Linked DNA regions of Mus musculus: region 2 is linked to region 1. A link is a loop called in an ENCODE intact Hi-C map of the cell type or tissue named here. Cell type or tissue: gastrocnemius. All regions are shown on one strand. Each heading gives the region's core, and the rest is flanking DNA. Links, peaks and the distances in the headings are about the cores only.

Region 1 (10,640 bases), core at 921-8,920:
GTCTGCGATGAGAGTGTCCCCCCACCCCGTGTCTCTTTCTTTTCTTTCTTCCTTTCTTTCTTTCTTTCTTTCTTTCTCTCTCTCTCTCTTTCTCTCTTTCTCTCTTTCTTTCTCTCTCTCTCTCTCTTTCTCTCTTTCTCTCTTTCTCTCTTTCTTTCTTTCTTTCTTTCTTTCTTCCGTTCTTTCTTTCTTCCGTTCTTTTTCTCTTTTCATGTTTTCAGTTTTTCGAGACAGGGTTTCTCTGTGTAGCCTTGGCTGTCCTGGAACTCACTCTGTAGACCAGGCTGGCCTCGAACTCAGATATCCGCCTGCCTCGCCTCCCAAGTACTGAGATTAAAGGCAGGCGCCACCAATGCCGGCTTTTCCTTTTTTTTTTTTTTAAATTGGATATTTTCTTTATTTACATTTCAAATGTTTTCCCCTTTCCAGGTCTCCCCTTCGGAACTCCCCTATCCCATCCCCTCTGTCCTTACCTCCCCCACCCATCCACCCACTCCCGTCTTCCCGCCCTGGCATTCCCCTACACTGGGGCATGGAACACCCTCAGGCCCAAGGGCCGCCCCTCTCACTAATGTCCAACAAGGTCATCCTCTGCCCCGTTTGTGACCGGAGCCTGTAATCTTTTGTTGGTGGTCCAGTCCCCGGGAGCTCCGGGGGATCTGGCCTCGGGTCTGTTTGTTTAAGTGTGATTTGAACCGGCAACTTGGCATCATCAGGGGGCCAAGACCTATTTCCGTCCAGGTGAGGGATGGTCTCAATTTCGCAGAAGGACCCAGAGTAGTCTACCCAGATGTGGGGGCGGCCGGCTGGGGCTAATTATAAGAACTAACTCCTATGGGTCAAGTCACCGAGGTAACCGTCTGGCCAAGGTCCCAGAGCCACTCGGCGCCTAAAAGTAGGTCTTGCGCTTCGCCCGGAGCCCAGGAATGAAAGGGTGAGGTCCCCCAGGTCCTCTCACGCCGGCCTACCGTCCCTAAGCAACCCTCTTCATCCCAGGAGCACTGCCTTCCCCAGAGGACTAAGCCTACCACGCACACCTCCGAGGGATGACGTCAGGACCCCTCGCAGTCCCCCTCCGAGCCGCTAGATGTCGCTAAACTCCCATTCCTAGTTTCTTCTTTTCTCCCAACCTCCTCTCCCCTTTCGCTCCGAGACTCTCGCGAGATCTCGCGGCAACTTACAGAACCGGAAGTCGCGTGTAGTTCTCTTTCCTTTTGCGGCCATCGGTGGATCGCAGCCGGTGAGTTCTCGGCGGGTTGTCGCTGGTAATCCGCAGCCATCCGCGGCGAGGCGAGGAGGCTTTTCTGTCCCGAGGCCCCGAGACGGCCTTGCTGGCCCGGCATCAGCCAGGGAGCCGAACTGGGGCGGGCTCGGTCCGTGTCTTTCCTAGCCAGGGCCCGCGGGGCTGGAGAGGGTTAAGGGGACCAGGTTCGTGGACTCGAAGGCCGGCGGGGCCCATGGAGATGGAGTTAAATAATCATAAGCCCCGGGTCAGCCGTGCGGTTGCCCTCTCGCCAGTTGGGAGGGCTTGGAGATCCGCCCTTGCTTCCATGCTCAAGTGGGGGGCAAAATGCAGAGCACCAGAAGCGGTAAATGAGAAGGTAAAGACCGACGCTGTGTAGGACCCTCCCGGGATGCTGAAGTTGGAAAGTCAAGTTTAAAAGTAGGATAGGTGTTACTAATGGCAGAGTCTTCATCTTGTTTTCAGTCTTTAAAGACGAAAAAACCCTCAGATGGGAAGGTCTGGAGTAACCGAGCATGATACCTTCCAGTGAACGTTGTGTGCTTTCAGAGTGGAGTTGATGCTGTTTAGGGAACTGGTTGAGACTTGAAACGTTAAAGGGTCTTCTGGTTTTTGTTTTTGTTTTTTTTGTTTGTTTTTAAGCCAAAATGAAGTTCAATCCCTTCGTGACTTCTGACCGAAGCAAGAACCGCAAACGGCATTTCAATGCGCCCTCTCACATTCGGAGGAAGATCATGTCTTCCCCTCTTTCCAAAGAGCTGAGACAGAAGTATAACGTTCGGTCTATGCCCATTCGGAAGGATGACGAAGTTCAGGTATGTGTCCTTGCTTGGCGAGGCGAAGCTGAATGGAATTTTACGATTATTTGGGGGGCGCGGGGGGGGGTGAGAAAACCTGCATTTGATGTATGAAAGGGTTGCTTTGCATCAAAAGAACTGGAAAGCAGTGTGCTTTTTGGTCCTGCCTCAGCGGTTTGCTAATGTCTTTGTGTGGGGTTCTATTAGCTCTATTGGGGAGAGATTATCTGTAGCTGTAATTTATAGCTAGTGATTGGTAAGTTCTGGAAGTCTTTAAAAGAACGCAGGGTGGGTTTCTTTGTGTAGGTAGCCCTTGGCTGACCTGGAAAAGAGATAAGATAGAGCCCTAGGATAAAGGGTGTGCACTTCGAGACTGGCACATCTTAACACTTTTTAAGAATACTTAATAAAATGAAACACTTCTTTGGGAGGATCGACATGGGTTGAAAACAGCTATAGGATGGCAACAGTCTTGATTTGTCTGTTATTTAGAAAGCCTTTCTTTGCTATAGGTGATTGGCCTGGTTTGTTTCCAGTCTGTGAAGATGAAAAGGTTGGGGATTTAGCTCACTGTTCACATAGTGCTTACCTTGTATATACAGGTCCTGGATTTGAGTCCCAGTAACCCCATTCCCACCCCAAAAAGGGGACGTGTGGGTCTGCTGGAGGTGCACAGTGTATGAATGATTCGGCAGTTCTGGTTCTCTGGGTTACACTCTAGCCCTTGCTCAGTTTTTTTTTCACTTGCACTCAGGTTGTTCGCGGACACTACAAAGGCCAGCAGATTGGCAAGGTGGTCCAAGTGTACAGGAAGAAGTACGTCATCTACATCGAACGAGTCCAGCGAGAGAAGGCTAATGGCACAACCGTCCATGTGGGCATCCACCCCAGCAAGGTGGGTGTTTTTGAAGGAGGAAACCACTAGCTTTGGTGCTTGATTGCTGTTTACATGGCACCTGCAAGTGGCCCCTGTGATCAGTGAGGCCATTGATAACACCATTATGAAGTGGGCTTAAGGTATTGGCAGTAAAAAGCAACCTGGAGCTGAGGTTGTGATCCCATAAACTGATTATATAAGCCAAAGTAGAACATCCCATAATACATATACCTGTCCTATATATACTTTTCATGTCAGTTATTCCAAATTTGTGATTGGATTGTTTAATGTGCACAGCAACCACTTAAGGGGGTTCTCAGACTTAAATTAGTGCTAAAAATGTAATTTTCAAACTGCAGAAAACCCAAAAGACCGACAGACAACATCAGTATTAAAATTGTACCATGATTTCTTTCCCTTCCCCACCACATAGTACATGTCATGGTTGCTTCTGTGTGTGTGGAACCCATGTAGATCAAAGATGTGGGTCTGTTGGCCCTCTCTCCAGCCCAGCACATGACCTTAGTGAGCTCTGAGTTTTTGTTTTTCTGGTACTCAGAGGTCTGCCTGTCTCAGCCTCCTGGGTGCTGAAATTAAAGTCCTGTGCCACAATGCACGCCCCATGTAAGGTGTCTTTTAATGTACATGAGTACACTGTTGCTCTCTTCAGATACTACCAGAAGAGAGCATCTGATCCAATCACAGATGGTTGTGAGCCACCGTGTGGTCACTGGGAGTTGAACTCAGGACCTTTAACAGAAAGAACATTTTCTGTATGTAACATTGTAGTGGTTTTTGGGTTTGGTTTTTGCTTTCCACCACTAGCTCAGTTTTCAAGGAAAATGCAGTGGTCAGTTCTTGGTCTCTGGTCCTTAGTGCAGCAAGTGATAAGATTAGACTAGCTGGATAAACTCTGAGCTTCTGCTCCAAAGCTGCATCATCATTTGTATTTTAGAAAGAGACATTTAGGTATCTACTACCCTGGGTTCAGGGAATGGAAAGTGGGACCTGTAATTGGGCCTACGTTGTTGCTTAAAGCTTAGGGCTGCTTCTTTTTGTGCAGGTCGTTATCACCAGGCTAAAGCTGGACAAGGACCGCAAGAAGATCCTGGAGAGGAAAGCCAAGTCCCGACAAGTAGGAAAGGAGAAGGGCAAATACAAGGAAGAAACGATCGAGAAGATGCAGGAGTAGAGACATCTCGTGCACGGCTTTCATTAAAGACTGCTTAAGTAGTCCTGTCTTGTGTGGTGTTTTCCAAGTACCTTGTTTTCTGTGGCTTACTCTGCTTCTGTGTCAGTCTTTGGGGTCTGGAAAGGACAGCCACCCTCAGATGGTCTGATAGCACTATGACAAGTTATGTGGAATCAGGAGCTATGATGAATTTAAACCTTGGAATGGCCCTTATTTATAGGAATAGCCAGTTGAAAATATTCCTAATCGACTGGTACCTGGAAAGGACCCTTAAGAGTCAGTTCTCCCACCTTGTGAGTCTTACAGGTTGTTTGGTCTTGGAGGCTGGTACCATCTCATAGGGCCTAAAATATTGGGAGAACCCTGACATTTATTTGTACCTGTGTGTGTGCATCTGTATATCAAATCCCTGCAGTGTCTACAGAAGCCAGAAGAGGGCACCAGATCCCCTTGAATTAAATTGTTGGGTCCCCAGACTTGAGCTTAGTTCCTCTGAAGGAGCAGCTGGCCAGCTCTCCAACTCTGGAAAAACATGTGTTGTCTCACCGGAGAAAACCTGGCTGCTGAGATTTCAATACAGTGAGAATTTTATTACTGGTGATAAGATTTTATTTCCCTGTGCTAATGTTGGATCAGTGCTATAACTGAGTTGCAGGCAGCAGTGGGCACATCAGAAATTCCAGCTGAGGTAGAAGCAGAAGTATTGAGGCTAGCCTGGGTCATATTAGCAAGATAATTTCCTAAAAGGACTGACAGAACCATGTCTGGAGTATCCTGCAGTTGGCAGCTGTTGCCGGGTTGGAGGGTTTAGGTATCTAACAGTAACCAGAGGAACCGTGCACTGTAGCACTTGGCTGATGTTTCAGCAAAGCCTGGCAGGGTCTCCAAGTAAGATGGTTGCCTCAGCAGATCCCCAAGGCCTCATACCCTGGGGCAGCACAGTGAGCACAGGTGGAATAGAAAGGCTGGAGTACGAGGCCATGCCTAATTATTACTATTTTTTTTTTTTTTGCTCATTTGAGATAGGGTCTCACTGTGTAGGCCAGACTGGCCACAAACTGGGATCCTCCATGCCTGGCTACATTGCCTTTTTTTTTTTTTTTTTTTTTTAAAATAAGAAAATGTCACCTTTAAGGGAGGCAGAGGCAGGTGGATTTCTGAGTTTGAGGCCAGCCTAGTCTATAGAGTGAGTTCCAGGGCTATACACAAACCCTGGCTTGAAAAAACAAAAGAAAAAACTCCCAACAGCTTTCCCCTAGTAAGTCAGGAAAGGAGTTGTCAAGTGTAGGCATGGCTGCACTGCTACACTGCCATGTTCTTGTAGGCTGTGCCTTTTGACCATGACTTGAAGACCTTAAGCACTTTGTCCTCCATAGCTGTGAGGAGGGATCCAGGTGAAGAAAGAGAGCAACCAGCCAGTGACGCGGGTTCAGTGAAGGAGAGGTGGAAGCTGGACTTGCTTAGCGCATGGGGGATGTGGCTGATCTGAAAGCCCTGTGGTATGACATTCCAGGTCAGAAAAAGCCAAAGCCAAAACCAGGAGAGAGCATGGCTTGAGAACTAGTTCTCTTATCAGTAAAGTGTAATGTATGCATTTGGACCTCAAGTCAGGTCCCCGGCACCCACAAAGAAATTGAGCATAGGAACTGAGATGATTCAGCACTCAAAAACTTGTGTTGAAGCTTTCATAGGGCCCAGGCTCAGTTTGCAGCATCTCATGATGGCACAATTTCTAGGGATCCTGATAACATCTGGACTCTGGGAATGTAGATGCATGCAGGCAAATATATACGTATAAAAACGCAAAAAGCTTTAAAAGTTAAAAGTCACATTGGAAGCCGGGGAATTGACTCGGGAGTTAAGACTACACATTGTACTTGCAGAGGCCCGGGGTTGAGTTCACAGTACCCACATCCAGCAGCTCCCAACCTCATTAAATCAAGAGAAACTGCTCTTACAGTAACATGCAGGAAGAATTGTGTGGTCTGCTTGAAGTATTTCAAATGTAGGCCAGAATCGGCTGGATCTTGGCCCAAATCTGCCTCTCGTGTACACCTCAAGAATATAAAATTATGTTGTATTCTTGGCACAGGTCAGTGCATTCCAGGAAGTGACTATTGCCATGGAAACAACAGGCTTCTGGAGCACAACATAAAAGTTGGCTTGAAGTCACTGCTCTAACTTAGAAGGGCCAACTGTGGCTTACAGCTCAGAACCGGGATGACTGTGATCCAGGCAAAGGACCCATGCACTGTTCGGCTCTCAAGACCTAGAAGAAGGTGTTGCTCAGGCCCATGAACTGGATTAATAAAGGATTCTCAAGCCAGGCGTGGTGGCACATGCCTCAATCCCAGCACTCGGGAGGCAGGGATGATTCCTCAGTAGTTTGAGGCCAGCCTGGTCTACAGAGTGAGTTCCAGGACAACCAGGGCAACACAGAAAAACCCTGTGTCAATAATTCAATTAGTCGATTAGTTTATTAAATAAAAGCCTTTTATCCTCCACATCTGTCTTCCTCCATGTCCCAGAACTAACTAAAATCTCTTCTGATCATCCTTCATGCCGGGCCCCTTCTGGGACACTACCGTAATCCCTGATGTTGCCTACCTCAAAGAGAGGTGTCATGAGAAACAAGTTCAAACAGGAAAAGGGATGTTAACCCACCAATAGTGGGTAACTCATGATCTGCCTGCTACCAGCAGATTTTACCTTCAATGAAGAGTTGGGGACTTTTGTTCGTTACTTTTTAAAAGATTTATGTGTAGGGATGTTTGTATGTGGATAGGTTCACCAAACACACCTGGTGCCCCCAGAGGCCAAAAGAGGTTAGCAGACCCTCTAAGAGCGGAAGTTACAGATGTCCAGCCCTGGCCATTATGTTTTTGGTGAGCCACTGTGACTATCAAGGGAAGCAGCATTATTTTTGGACAGGAAAGGACATCATTCCCAGCTTGTTTTAGGGTCCAACATCTTGTTCTGTCCCTGGCCAGCGGCTCACATTCCATTCTCCTTCCAAGACATTGTCCTTTGTTATAGTCAAGCAGGGTGCAGGAGGCCCAGATTACTAGGACAGTTACTACACCCCTCCCTTGAGCTGATCTTCCACCTCCTGGTTGCATGGCAACCCTAGAGACATAGCCACCATCTGAGCGGCTGTGTGAGGGGTACAGTGAGTCCCAACATTACTTTCTTTTTTGGGAGCTTTGCAGATGTGGACATCTCTCTCTCCTTGACTTCTTTATGCTGGCAGTGCAGAGAGGGAAGTGTGTCCCCCGACACACCCAAAATGGCCTTCACTGTTTGTTATCATCTCAGTCTGGGGAATCAAGATCACCCACTTATCAACCATAGGTTCTTCTCAGCTAGAAAATACATTTGTCCTCTCAGTGTTTATGTTTGTTTGCTTTTCAAAAAATGCACTGTTGTGCCAGGTATGGTGGTGAGAACGTATAATCCTGGCATTTAGTGGGCGTGAGGATCAAATGGGTTCAAATTACCTGAAAGTTTCAAAAGACTATAAGAGTGCATGCTTCAGGAGCACATATAGTGACATTGGGAGGTCACAGAAAAGTTCAGCGTGGCCCCTTTGCAAGGATGACACACACAATCATGAAGCAGTCTATAGGGTTTTTTGGTTTTTTTATCTTTTTTTTTTTTTTTTTTTTGAGACAGGGTTTCTCTGTAGCCGTGGCTGTCCTGGAACTCACTCTGTAGACCAGGCTGGCCTTGAACTCAGAAATCTGCCTGCCTCTGCCTCCTAAGTGCTGGGAATAAAGGCGTGTGCCACCACGCCTGGCTTATTTTAATCTTTTAAGACATTTTATGAATATGCTTTGTCTATATGTGTATATGTGTACCATGCAGGAGTGCCCAAGGAGGCCAGAAGATCCCATGGAACTGTTGTTAACAGTTGGTTGTGAGCAGTCATGTGGGTGCCGGGACTTGAACCCTGGTCCTGCTGGCTTGTCTTGAGAGGCGTAGTTCCCATATACCCGACTAAGCAGACTCTGCAGACTAGTTTTACAGTGGAAGTCAGAGTCTCTCCCTCCCCGTGTACAGAAGTGGAGGGAGGGTTGCATTACCTTTCTGGGACCCTTTGTTCACTATAAAGATTTTCCTGTTTAATCTTTATAGAACTCAAATTGACTATGAAAAGATGGAAAGTGGGCTAAAGATTTTTGGCTTTTACTGGTGGAGTAAGGAGCCTGTGACATATTTTCTCACACGAGGCTTAAGCTCTGGCTCAACTAAAGTCTTGGTCTATAACCAAGTCTGGTCTCTTTTTTAAAAGGCAGGATAATCGCTCCAAGTCTCACAGATACAATGGGGCTTCTGAGAGGGTAATAAGTTTGGAGAGGGGGTGGGAGAGGTCACTTCCTCCTCATGACTAGCAAACCCTTGGTAAATTCTCACCTCTCAACAGGAAAAGAAACAATGGAGGCAGGAGAGCAAAAGCCAGTCTGCTCGGTCTTGTCTGGGCCCACTGGGGTGGCATTCAGTGCCATTGCACCACAGTCGTGCCTGCTCACATGAACAGCAACTTACTAGGTCACAGGCTGACCTTCAAGGGTGAGAATACTGCCTTCTAGCTCCTAAGAGAACTGCACAGGGCTCTCTTGTCCCAGAGTTAAGGAATGTTGTGGAAAGAGCTAAGCTTGCCCTTCAGTTAACTTCTGCTATGCACGGGGCCAGGGATGTGTGTTACTTTCCAGCAGAGTGTCCTGGCCCTGTGTTAAAATGTTTCATGTACTATAAAGAGGGCAGGCAAGAGTACTCAGCAGATAAAGGTGCCTGCTGCAAACCTGACAGTCTAAACTCAATGCCAAGGAACCGCTCACACGTGGAAGGAGGGGCCAGGCAGTGGTGGCGCATGCCTTTAATCCTAGCACTTGGGAGGCAGAGTGCAGGTGGCGGATCTCTGAGTTTAAGGCCAGTCTAGTCTACAGAGTGAGTTTCATGACAGCCAGTGCTACACAGAGAGACCTTGCCTGAAACCAAACCAAACCACCCCCCCCCCAAAAAAAGAAAGAAAGAAAGAGAAAAGAAAAGAAAAGAAAAGAAAAGGTGAAAAAAGGGAACAGACTGCAAGATTGTCCTCTGACCTCCACACATATGCTGTGTGGTGCATACTCCCCTCCCTAACCCCACAGTAATAATCATGTTTATTAAATTTTTGAAAGAACTGTGAAGAGCCACACCAGTGCTAGATAGCACGATGTATTTATCGCTCTCAAAGGTCAGCAGCTAGTCAGCACAGAACATACCAAGAGCTGGTTGTTTAGTGACAGTGTCACCTTTGCTCACTTAACTGAGTTAGATGTGGTGACTACCACCCTTCCCCCCATTTTAGTTAGCTAATTAGTTGGTTGGTTAGTTAGTTTTGAGACAAGTTCTCTCTATGTAATCCTGGCTGTCCTGGAACTTGCTTTATAGACCAGGTTGGCCTCAAACTCACAAAAAATCTGCCTCTTGAGTGCTAGGATTTTTTTTTTTTTTTTTTTTTTTTGAGACAGGGTTTCTCTGTGTAGCCTTGGCTGTCCTAGAACTCAGGATGTAGACCAGGCTGGCCTCGAACTCAGAAATTAGCCTGCCTCTGCCTCCCAAGTGCTGGGATTAATTAAAGGCATGCGCCATCACTGCCTGGCTATGATAACTGTTTTTAAAGGCCCTTTTTCCCTTTTCCCTTTCCCTTTCCCTTTCCCTTTCCCTTTCCCTTTCCCTTTCCCTTTCCCTTTCCCTTTCCCTTTCCCTTTCCCTTTCCCTTTCCCTTCCCCTTCCCCTTCCCCTTCCCCTACCCCTTCCCCTTCCCCTTCTCCTTCCCCTTCCCCTTCTTCCCCTTCCCCTTCCCCTTCCCCTTCCCCTTCTTCCCCTTCCCCTTCCCCTTCCCCTTTTCCCTTTCTTTCTTTCTTTCTTTCTTTCTTTCTTTCTTTCTTTCTTTCTTTCTTTCTTTCTTTCTTTCTTTCTTGTTGTTTTTGAGACAAGGTTTCTCTGTATAGTCCTAATTCGAACTCAGAAATTCGCCTGCCTCTGCCTTCCAAATGCTGGGATTTTTTTTGGAGGGGGGGGTTGGTTTGTTTTGGTTTTTCGAGACAGGGTTTCTCTGTATAGCCCTGGCTGTCCTGGAACTCACTCTGTAGACCAGGCTGGCCTCGAACTCAGAAATCCGCCTGCCTCTGCCTCCCGAGTGCTGGGATTAAAGGTGTGTGCCACCACGCCCAGCAGCCATTTTCTTTTAAAATTGTCATTTTTATTGTACTATTGTGGGGTTTGCATATCTATCTAGCTTTAGACAAGATCTCTGCCATGTAGCCCAGGCTGGTATGGAACGCATAGAGATCTGCCTGCCTTTGCATCCCGAGTACTGGGAGAAAAGGTATGCACCACCACTGCCCAGATCTTTTTCTTTTCTTTCTTTCTTTTTTTAAAATTAATTAATTAATTAATTTATTTATTATATGTAAGTACACTGTAGCTGTCTTCAGACACACCAGAAGAGGGCATCAGATTTCGTTATGGATGGTTGTGAGCCAC
Region 2 (10,640 bases), core at 1,120-9,119, 77 kb after region 1:
GTGTGTGTGTGTGTGTGTGTGTGTGTGTGTGTTACTTACGGGGTTCAGAAGAGGGTGTTGGATTCCATTGGAACTGGAGTTAGGGATGGTTGTGAACCATCATGGAGGTTCTGGGAACCAAACCTGAATCCTCTGTAAAAGCAACAAGTATTCAGTTATCTTTCCTAAATTTTACTTGATGTGTATGAGGCTTTTATTTACAAGTACCAAACTGTATGTATGGCCTGTATGTATTCCCAGAGGGAATCAGAACCTCTCAAACCAGAGGCACAGACCACCATGTGGGATGCTGTTGAACCGGGTCTTCTGCAACATCATTGATTGCCATCGGTAAGCCATCCCTCGGCCTCCTGGTTCTGTTTGAGACTGGGTCTTACTATGTGGTCCAATCTGGCCTTGAATTTGAATTTGTAGTAGTACCTCAGCCTCCCAAGTGCTAGAATTTCAGGCATGCTACCATGCCTCACTAAAAATAAAAGTATATTATTATCCTTTTAAAGGATATATTTATTTTGCTAGGCATAATCGTATACACCTTTAATCCCAGAACTCAGAAGGCAGAGGCAGGTGGATCTCTGAGTTCAAGACCAGGTGGTGAGTTCCAGGATAGTCAGGGGTACATATAGAACCCCTGTCTCAAAAAAATAAAACAGGAAAAGGCTTTATTTTATTTATTTATTTTTTGGTTTTTTTTCGAGACAGGGTTTCTCTGTGTAGCCCTGGCTGTCCTGGCACTCACTTTGTAGACCAGGCTGGCCTCGAACTCAGAAATCTGCCTGCCTCTGCCTCCCAAGTACTGGGATTAAAGGCATGTGCCACCACCGCCCGGCTATTGTATTTTTTTTTTTTAATAAAGTTTTTTTTTTTAAGATTTATTTATTTATTATATGTAAGTACACTGTAGCTGTCTTCAGACACTCCAGAAGAGGGAGTCAGATCTCGTTATGGATGGTTGTGAGCCACCATGTGGTTGCTGGGATTTGAACTCTGGACCTTTAGGAAGAGTAGTCGGGTGCTCTTACCCACTGAGCCATCTCACCAGCCCCCCGGCTATTGTATTTTATGAATGAGTATTTTGTGTGTGCATCTATATGTGCACCATGTGCATTCCTAGTGCCATGGACACCCTGGAACCGGAATTACAGGTCTGAGCTGCCTTGTGGGTGCTGGGAATTGAACTAGGTCCTTTGGAAGAGCAGCCAGGGCTCTCAATGGCTAAGCCATTTATTCCACACACACCCCCAATATATGATATATTATTCATTTGCTTATTTGGTTTTGGGACAAGATCTTACTCAGACTATCCCAGATGGCCTTCCCTCAGGCTTCTGAAAGTGCTAGAACCACACTAAAGTAGAATAAAGTGCTTAAGCACACTCACCAAAATCCAGAGCTTTGGCCATGCAGCTGGAAGCCCCAGGGAGTGGTCCTGACCGAAGCTGATCTCTTGGTCAGCATTTAATATTTAATAAAGCGTACTTCAAACCTGAAAAAAAAAAGTTTAATCAGGCTTGGAAGCTCACTTCTGTTATTCCAACACTCAGGAGGCTGAGGCAGGAGGATCTTCAGGCCAGCTCGGGCTATAGAGAGAATGGTACCACCACAGAGTAAACCAGCCATGGTGGCTCTTGAGAAACACAGTAGGGAGGACAGGAAGCTGGAGAGATGGCTCAGTGCTTCTGAATGTGGAGCCAACTGCTCTTGCAGAAGACCTAAGTGTGATTCTGTGACATCTGTACCCACATGTGTATCACACAGACACACACAGACACGTAACTAAAAAATAAACTAGGGAGCCAGGTGGTGTATGCCTTTTAATTCTAGAGTTCAGGAGGCAGAGGCAAGTGGATCTCCTCCAGTTTGAGACCAGCCTGGTCTACAGAGTGAGTTCCAGGCTAGCCAAGGCTGTGTAGCAAGATTGTCTCAAAACAACAGAACACAGTCATATTAGTTACTTTTCTATGGCTGAGATAAAACACTTACCAAGACTTACAGAAGAGGTTTTTGGGCTTAGGACTTCAAAGGTTAGAGTTCACGATGAAGGTTCAGAAGTAGCAGGCTGGTGGCTGGAGCCAGAGCTGAGAAAACTCGAGCCAAAAGCTGGAGACAAAGAAAGCTAATTAGAAATGGCCAGAGTTTTTTGAGACTTGAAAGCAGGCCCCCAGTGACATATTTCTTCCAACAAGGCCACACTTCCTAATCCTTCCCAGCAACTACTAGAAACCAAGTATTCAAATACAGGGTACCCTGGGGAGCCATTCTTATCAACCCCCAGGTATATAAAGCCAAAAGAAAATATAATCAAGATAAATCTTTAGTTTAAAAACATTCTTATCTGTGTGTAGTCACATGTACCTGCCTATCTGTATGTATGCCTTATGTGTGTGCCTGGTGCTTCAGGAAGCCAGGTGAGGACACTAGATCCCTTGGAGCTAGAATCACAGATGGTCACGAGCTGCCATGTAGGTTCTGGGAACCAAACTGTGGTCCTCTACAAGAGCTCTTAGGGTCTGAGTCATCTCTTCAGCTCCATGAAAAGAAACGTTTAAAAAAAGAAGTTCACAGCCACCCTTGGCTGCATAGTGAGTGAGTGCAAAGCCATGGGGTGCTGGCAGGGATGAGGGTACAGCGTAGCAGAAAAGGCCCTTATGTGCAGCCCTTACCACTAGGCAGAGCTGGGCGGTGGTGGTGCGGAAATGATAAGGAGAAAGAAGGCAGATGGAGCAGACCTTTTCTTTCCCACTCTGTTTACATTGCCTTCAAAGCCACCCTAAAAGGAAGTGGGGCATTTTCCCTGGCAGAGACCTATTCAGATCATTTTATTTTCATTTCCTCAGAGCACTAGGTAAACATCATAGCTGATATTTTTTTATGCAGGTGTGGCTAGTTAAGGCCTGCATTTCCAGCTCTCTGGAGGTTGAATCAGGATCACCTCAAGTTTGAGACCATCCTAGGCTACATAGTAAGTTTCAAGCTGGCTACAGTGTGAACCCTGCTCCTTCATACACTACCAGGGAGAAATGATGAAAACCTTTTACTTATTCTTGTGGGCCTTAGCTCCAGGACCCAAACCCCTATCACGAGTTCTACCTCGTAGCATTGCAGCCTATGCTTTGTTATGAGTAGCCCTGTGACAAGCCTATTTAAACCCCAGCACCAAGAACTCAGAGAGGGCCTGGAGAGATGGCTCAGTGGTTAAGAGCACTGACTTACTCTTCCAGAGGTCCTGAGTTCAATTCCCAGCAACCACATGGTGGCTCACAACCATCTGTAATGGGATCTGATGCCCTCTTCTGGTGTGTCTGAAAACAGCAACAGTGTTCTCATATATAAATAAATCTTAAAAAAAGAAGAAAAAAAAAAAGCTGGGCGTGGTAGCGCAAGCCTTTAATCCCAGCACTCGGGAGGCAGAGGCAGGCAGATTTCTGAGTTCGAGGCCAGCCTGGTCTACACAGTGAGTTCCAGGACAGCCAGGGCTACACAGAGAAACCCTGTCTCAACCCCCCCCCCCCAAAAAAAAAAAAAGGATTCAGAGACAACTATTCCATGGCTACTGCTCTATAACTTTTGCCATGAGGAACCTGGGTCTGGAGCCAGCTCATATCCCCACTCTCCCCAAAGCAAGTTATATATATCCCCCCCACCCCCCAAATCTGGAAACCCTTCTTGAGACTTGTCTTCAGAGGTGGAAAGAGGACAAGATTCAGACAAGCTAATGGATGATAGGGTGTGGGGTATCAGATTCTAACCTGGTGGCCTGCTGGGTCTGAGGATGGTCACAACTTTTCTCAATCCCATGGACCTCAATAGGAAAGACCCACAGTGACAAGGGCACTAGGAGGTTCCTTGGCCCACCACCCAGGCCAGAATCCTTGCTCTCTGGCCAGTGGCTGTACCTGTCCTTTGGGGAACCCCTTAGGTGGTATCCCTTATGGAAACCCACAGGATCCAGTCTATAAAGCTACACACAGCCGAATTTTCTCACCTATTTTCTCAGCCAAATCCTTGTAAGTTCCCATAGGTGAGGTGTTGAGAGAGTGGGGAGGGTCTACCATACTGTAGTGGCAAAGAGAGGACTTTGCCTCTGGGCAAAGATTTGGCCAGCTGAGCTAGTAGGACTCAGTGGCGAGGGGGGAAGAGGACACTTTCTTCTGTCTCCCTGGATACCTTCCAGGACATCTTAGGGTACTTGGGCAATACAAACCTACTCTACCGGTTAGACCTGACAGTGGTAGCCGGTCTGAGCTCTCAGACCTGCACATTGCCCATAGATAAACTTCCTTATCCACCCACATCCCAGTGCCTCATTCTCTTCTAACTGCCTCCTGGATATCCCCTCTAACATACTTCTATCAGTATGTCCCATTGACCCCTCAAACTCAATAATTGCAAAGCAAAGCATAAACTTAGCTTCCAAATGTGCCAATAGTAAAAGCTTTGTATACCAGTGATCCAGGGGGCAGGCCAGGGCTCTGGGCTTCATTACTGGCTGGCTTTCTTCTCTACCATCTTTTTCCTTATGCCCTCTTCACACTTTCTCCACACCCCCTCCCACACACACACCATATCCACTTTCTGGTTATTTCCATTGGTTCTCAAATCCTGCCATTTCTCTCTCTCTCTTTCTTTCTTTCTTTCTTTCTTTCTTTCTTTCTTTCTTTCTTTCTTTTTTTTTTTTTTTTGAGACAGGGTTTCTCTTTGCAGCCCTGGCTGTCCTGGAACTCACATTGTAGACCAGGCTGGCCTCAAACTCAGAAATCTGCCTGCGTCTGCCTCCCAAGTGCTGGGATTAAAGGTGGGTGCCACTTCGCCCAGCTTGCTTTCTTTATCTTTCTTTCTTTCTTTCTTTCTTTCTCTCTCTCTCTCTCTCTCTCTCTCTCTCTCTCTCTCTCTCTCTCTCTTTCTTTCTGGTTTTTCGTGACAGGGTTTCTTTGTATAGTGCTGGGATTAAAGGCATGCACCACCACCTCCTGGCCTCCCATTTCTCTCCATCCCTAAGGCCTACTACTCTTCCAGGCCAACACGATTGCTATGTGGTCAGTATATAGCTTCCACACTGGACTCTCTCCACCTCCCATCCTCTTTCCTTCTCTGCAGCTACTATAATCTCTAGGTCACAAGTTTGGCTGAGAGTAAAACTCAGTACAGTAGCTTGTCTAGCATGCATGCAGTCCAAGGCTCGATTCTGAGCATCATACAAAGCCAGCTGTGGTCGTGCACTCCTGTAACCTCGGCCCTCCCTCTGGAGGTGAGGGATGGAGGACTGGGAGTTCAAGGCCACTCTCAGCTATACAGTGAGTTTACAGCCAGTGTAGTGTACATTACACAAGCACCTATCTCAAAACAGCCAAATCACAGATCTGTTCATCCCTGCATCGCTACATCCACCTCTTCAACTGCTTTCCCACTGTTTTTGGATCTTGTCCTGATTCCTTAACATGTTCTGCTAGGTGTTTCTGGGTTTGTTTCTAGTTGGCTCTTCCTGGCCCAGACAGACTCATTTTCAACCATTTGGTTCCTTAGTTAGCATACCCTGTCCAGCCTCTGAAAATATTGTTTTCCTATAGTGCTGCCACACCTCTTCAGCGCTCTATACAGGCAAACTGTTGTGTTCTTTCCTCCAGAACCCTGTGCTGTTGAGAGCATTTTAAAGTCAAAGAAAGAAATCACTTGTCCTGGTTCAGCTTCCTGCCAGTGTGCCACAAAGCCAAGGTTCTTCACAACCCTTACCTGGTAGACAGGCCCCAGCCAGCTTCACAGACAGCCCTCTGTGCCACCCTTCCTGCTCCTGAAGCCAAACGGACAGATGTTGTTACTCATGTCTGTTTGTGCTGGGTGACCCTGTGCCAAAGGCAATCCTAAAGACCAGTTTACCTGGATTAAGCCCTAGAAATGCCTAGGTCTAGCCAGCAATTCCTTAGCTTCACCTCTGGCTGTTTGCTGCCCCCGAGTGGCCAACCATAGACTTGCTTGTTTAACACCACAGGGTCTCAAGAACATCAGCTATGAGACAACAGTTAGACCCTGGCACAGCTCCTGGAGGCAACATCTTCAGTCCACAGGCTCACTGCTGCCTAGTACCCACATCCTTGTATGGGCATGTCTTTTGTTTGTGGTGGTGGTGGTGATGGTGTGTGTGTGTAGGAGAGGGAGGGAGAGAGAGAGAGATCTATTGAGCCCCGTGACAGTCTGTAGTGAAGCACAGAGTGATGCTAGAGAGCAGAGGGTACCTGGTGGTTGGGGTGTTCCTAGAGAAAGCAACTCTCATCTGGTAGTCCCCACTTGGCCCTCTTGTCCACAAGCCTCCTGCTGGCTGCCTGCCATCCTTGCAATCACCAGGTCACAGACAGAAAGTGACAGTAATGTGCCTAATTTTGTGATATATCTATCCTCCTATAAAACTGAAGAGAGACAAGTTAGAGAAGGGAGAGGAGAGATACAAAGGGAGAAACGATGAGAAACTAATGTCAAGTTAGTGTCCTTCATTGGCCTGATGACACAGAATGACTGGACAAACCAACCAAAGAGAAAGGAGAACTGCAGAGCAATCTACCTACAAACCCAGTCCACTGACACCACTTTCTATTAAGGAAAAATCTTTAAAAAAGAAAAGAAAAATCCACATGTGTGTCTAGAGAGATGGCTCAATGGCTCAGAGGTTAAGAGCACTGACTGCTCTTCCAGAGGTCTTGAGTTCAATGCCCAGCAACCACATGGTGGCTCACAACCATCTGCAATGGGATCTGATGTCCTCTTCTGGCATGCAGATGTATTTACAGATAGAACACTCATTTACATAAATAGATGAATCTTTAAATGGTTACATGGTTTATCTCATATTGCTACCTCTTCGTTTACTTAAAGTACATTGTTTTGTTTGCATGTCTGTCTGTCTGTGTGGGGGTGTCAGATCCTCTAGAACTGAAGTAACAGTGTAAGCTGCCATGTGGATGCTGGGAATTACTGGGAATTGAACCCAGATCCTCTGCAAGAGCAGCCAGTACTTATAACCATTTTTCGACTGGGGACAGCACAAGGCATCTTACATAAGTAAGATGTACCTGCTAGAGTTTCCCAGTACCATGGTGGATCCTCAAGGATTCACCGCTGGAGGAATCACATTTTAATAAAGCTTACAAGATTAGGTTTTAGTTGTTGTGCCCAGAGACTGAGTTACCATTGTTTCTGAACTAAGTTTGTTTTGTGTTTTCCTTCACTCAGCTAGCTCATCTGGGTTCAAGAGAGAAAGGTACGGCAGCAAGGAGTGGGTTTGCCAGATGTGCACCACAAAGGCTGTAGGGGATTTGAAGCATGGGCTTGGTGTGGTAGTGACCCACCAGTGAGAACCTAACAAGCTGGGTGGAGAGATTGTGGAGTTCTGGGTCAAGAGTCTCCATGAGATTAAAAACAGGTTGGCCATTGCTTGCCAGTGCATAGCTGGCCAGACCCCAAAGGCACAAGCACAGGAATGTGACGTTCTTTTTTTTTTTTTTTTTTTTTTTTTTTAAAAGATATTTCCTGCAACAATCTCTCCAGCCCCAAGGACAAATACTTAAAAAAACAAAACAACAAAAATCTATGCGAGCTGGGTGGTGGCGGCACACACCTTTTATCTACAGAGCAACTATAGGACAGCCAGGGCTACACAGAGAAGGTACCTGGGAAAAATAAATCAACTTTTATATCTACTTATTTATTCCACATAGACTTACTGACACTGTTAGGACAGAGTTCCTGGGACTGTGGAGTTTACACTGCTTGGGAGACATATCTTTGATTAAAGCATTGGGTTTTTGTTTGGTTTTGGTTTTTCTGAGACAGGGTTTCTCTGTGTAACCCTGGCTGTCCTGGAATTCACTTTAAGGTGGGATCACAATGGTGATTTGGGCCGAGGTCTCTGTGCTGCTGTGACAGCCTTGTATATAACCAAGGATTTGTTTAAAAATCTGTTAGAGGTGAAACGAGGACAGGACTTGCTTAAGAGGTTTAGATGCTATTGTAAAGGGTGTTTAAAGATTCAGGTGTAAATCTGGAGAGATGGCTCGGCTGTTGAGAGCACTTGTTCTTTCAGAGGACCTGGTTTCAATTCTGCAACCATTGATAACTCCAGATCTAGGGGATCTGAAGGCCTCTTCTGATACCAGGCACACACAAATACAGGCAAACCACACAAGTGTAAAGTAAGTCTTAAAAGGTGAACGCAAGACCAGGAATGACTCATCGGCCCTTGCACGCACAACACACTTCCATTGGACCACTTGGCATCTTTTTCCATTTATTGGAAATTTTCCATTAACGAAGACTAAAGTATCACTGAGTGGTTTATATGACTAAAGGAATGTACCACACACCTGTCTACATGTGTGCTAACAGGTGTGTGTGCTTGTGCGCATGTGCCATGGCGCATCAAGTACCACACACCTGTCTACATGTGTGCTAACAGGTGTGTGTGCTTGTGCGCATGTGCCATGGCGCATCAAGTACCACCACACCTGTCTACATGTGTGCTAACAGGTGTGTGCTTGTGCACATGTGCCATGGCGCATCAAGTACCACACACCTGTCTACATGTGTGCTAACAGGTGTGTGTGCTTGTGCGCATGTGCCATGGCGCATCAAGTAAGCCATCACAACTGCAGAGTTGGTTCTTCCCTGTCACCACGTGAGTTCCAGGGGCTGAACTCAAAGCATTAAGCTTGATAGCAAATACCCCCACCCACTAAGCCAGCGGTTCTCAACCTGTGGGTCACGATCCTCTTGGGGTCTAAGGCCATCGGAAAACAGACATTTACATTATGATTTTTAATAGCAGCAAAACTACAGTTATAAAATAGCAACCAAAACTTTATGGTTGTGCCCACAATAACATGAGGAACTGTATTACAGGGTTACAGCATTAGGAAGGTTGAAAACTTCTGCACTAAGCCATCTTGCCTACTCAGGCTTACAAAAATACTTTCATAAATACTTTAAATATATAAATTTGAGACAGTGTCCTGACTAGCCTGGAACTCACTAGGCTGGCCTTGAACTTACAAAGATCCACCTGCCCCTATCTCCTAAGTGTTGGGATAAAAGGCATGTACCACCATAAGCAAAATATATATTCTTCCACAGCATCAAAGGGAATGTTCACATGTCCAAAATGGTACTTAGGTCAGAACACAGCACTTGGTAGAAGACCAGGATTTCAAGATTACTCTCAGCTATGAGTTCAAAGCCAGCCAGAACATCATATGGGTCTCGAAAATACAAACAAAATCCTTAGAATCACTCTAGTTAGGAAAAGTTACTTTGCAATGCAAAACGGAGAAAGATCTGACTTCCCATCTCCAAATATCTTCCTTTGGTGGTGCTGGACGGGAATCAAACTCAGGAAACACAGATACTAGGCAAGTGTTCTAATACTCAGATGGACATACAACCTGCAGCTTAACACCTATTCACCATTAGTACCTTCTTGGGGTGCTACTTCTGCAGAAGCACAAGTGTTCTGCATTCCCCCAAACCCTGAAATATTTAGAAATCCAACATGCTAGTCTGTTTTTATAAGGAAACTCCTTTAATCATGACATCGAGCTTCTTAGGGGGCTACCCGAGTCTACCGTACAAGTAAGTAGGAAGCAACGGATGATGAAGGTGGCTGTCGGTACAACAGCTACTACCAAGACGTGATCTGTGACTGCAGGATCTTCACAGGCAGATGTAGCTGGGTGGGTAGGGCGCCTTGCTGTTCATTTTAAGTTGGAACCAATCATAGACAGTTTATCACTAAACTTTGCTTTGTTAACTGGGAAACACCTCTCAAATACCTTAATCTTTATGATAGACACATAAGTTACCCAGCACCTATTTAGGTTGGCAGTACAAGCTAAGGAGCTATTATTATTTCAATCCTATTAAGACTACAAACAAGCCGGGCGTGGTGGCGCATGCCTTTAATCCCAGCACTCGGGAGGCAGAGGCAGGTGGATTTCTGAGTTCGAGGCCAGCCTGGTCTACAAAGTGAGTTCCAGGACAGCCAGGGCTACACAGAGAGACCTTGCCTGAAACCAAACCAAACCAAAAAAAAAAAAAAAAAAAAAAAAAAAAGACTACAAACTCCATTAGGTCAGTACCAATGTCAGGCACCACTACTGATCAAGCAACAAGAAGAAAAATGAATGGCCAGGCAGTAGTCGCACATGCCTTAACCCCAGCACTCAGATGGATCTCTGAGTGCGAGGCCAGCCGGTCTACAACATAAGTTCCAGGACAGCCAGGGCTATACACACATAAAAACAAAACAAAACAAAAAAACCCAAAAAACAAAAACAAAAACAAAAACCCAACCCTGTCTTGAAAAGCCAAAACAACAAAAAACAAGCTCCAGGGCTCTCTGCTCTAAGAAGGAAGGTATCAACTACTGTAAGGTGGCTGCTAAATTAAGAGAAGCAAGAATCAGGAATGTGATCTGAGATAGGCACAGGTCAGCGCCTTGAGCATGGACAGAAGCAATGATTCCTAACAACTAGCAGTGCATGTCTGAAAAGGGATCCGGAAAGCTGCTCTTTTCAGCTGGGCAGAGGCTGGGAGGGACTGATGTACATTATTCCTAGACCCTAAGCCAATGCCAAGCGCCTTGGCAACTCACCCGGGGT

What was found. Peaks named below come from ENCODE experiments on the same cell type or tissue, not always from the same donor. Only the 100,000 strongest peaks of a DNase experiment are listed, where the experiment ranks them.
Region 2: it touches region 1 in a loop (5-fold over the local background); 37 of 42 quality-filtered maps call a loop at or near these places.

Annotation. Positions count from the first base shown.
Region 1 is chr11:68,900,385-68,911,024 of GRCm38, forward strand. Rpl26 (ribosomal protein L26) reads left to right here and starts at 1,182. Exons shown (of 4, transcript NM_009080.2): 1 at 1,182-1,240; 2 at 1,886-2,058; 3 at 2,795-2,935; 4 at 3,981-4,150. The coding sequence starts at 1,891. The coding sequence ends at 4,109. It overlaps Gm22608 (a small nuclear RNA gene), which reads left to right and starts at 7,632; the gene lies at 7,632-7,738. In gastrocnemius, for the core only: a CTCF peak has its summit at 4,538 (motif pointing right); DNase peaks (open chromatin) are centred at 1,138, 4,549 and 4,898; H3K4me3 peaks cover 1,872 bases; H3K27ac peaks cover 4,712 bases.
Region 2 is chr11:68,976,910-68,987,549 of GRCm38, forward strand. Pfas (phosphoribosylformylglycinamidine synthase (FGAR amidotransferase)) reads right to left here. Exons shown (of 28, transcript NM_001159519.1): 28 at 8,792-10,640. It overlaps Gm32384 (a long non-coding RNA gene), which reads right to left and starts at 6,659. Exons shown (of 4, transcript XR_001780244.1): 1 at 5,731-6,659; 2 at 1,984-2,100; 3 at 1,382-1,486; 4 at 95-132. In gastrocnemius, for the core only: a CTCF peak has its summit at 5,948 (motif pointing left); DNase peaks (open chromatin) are centred at 5,948 and 6,288.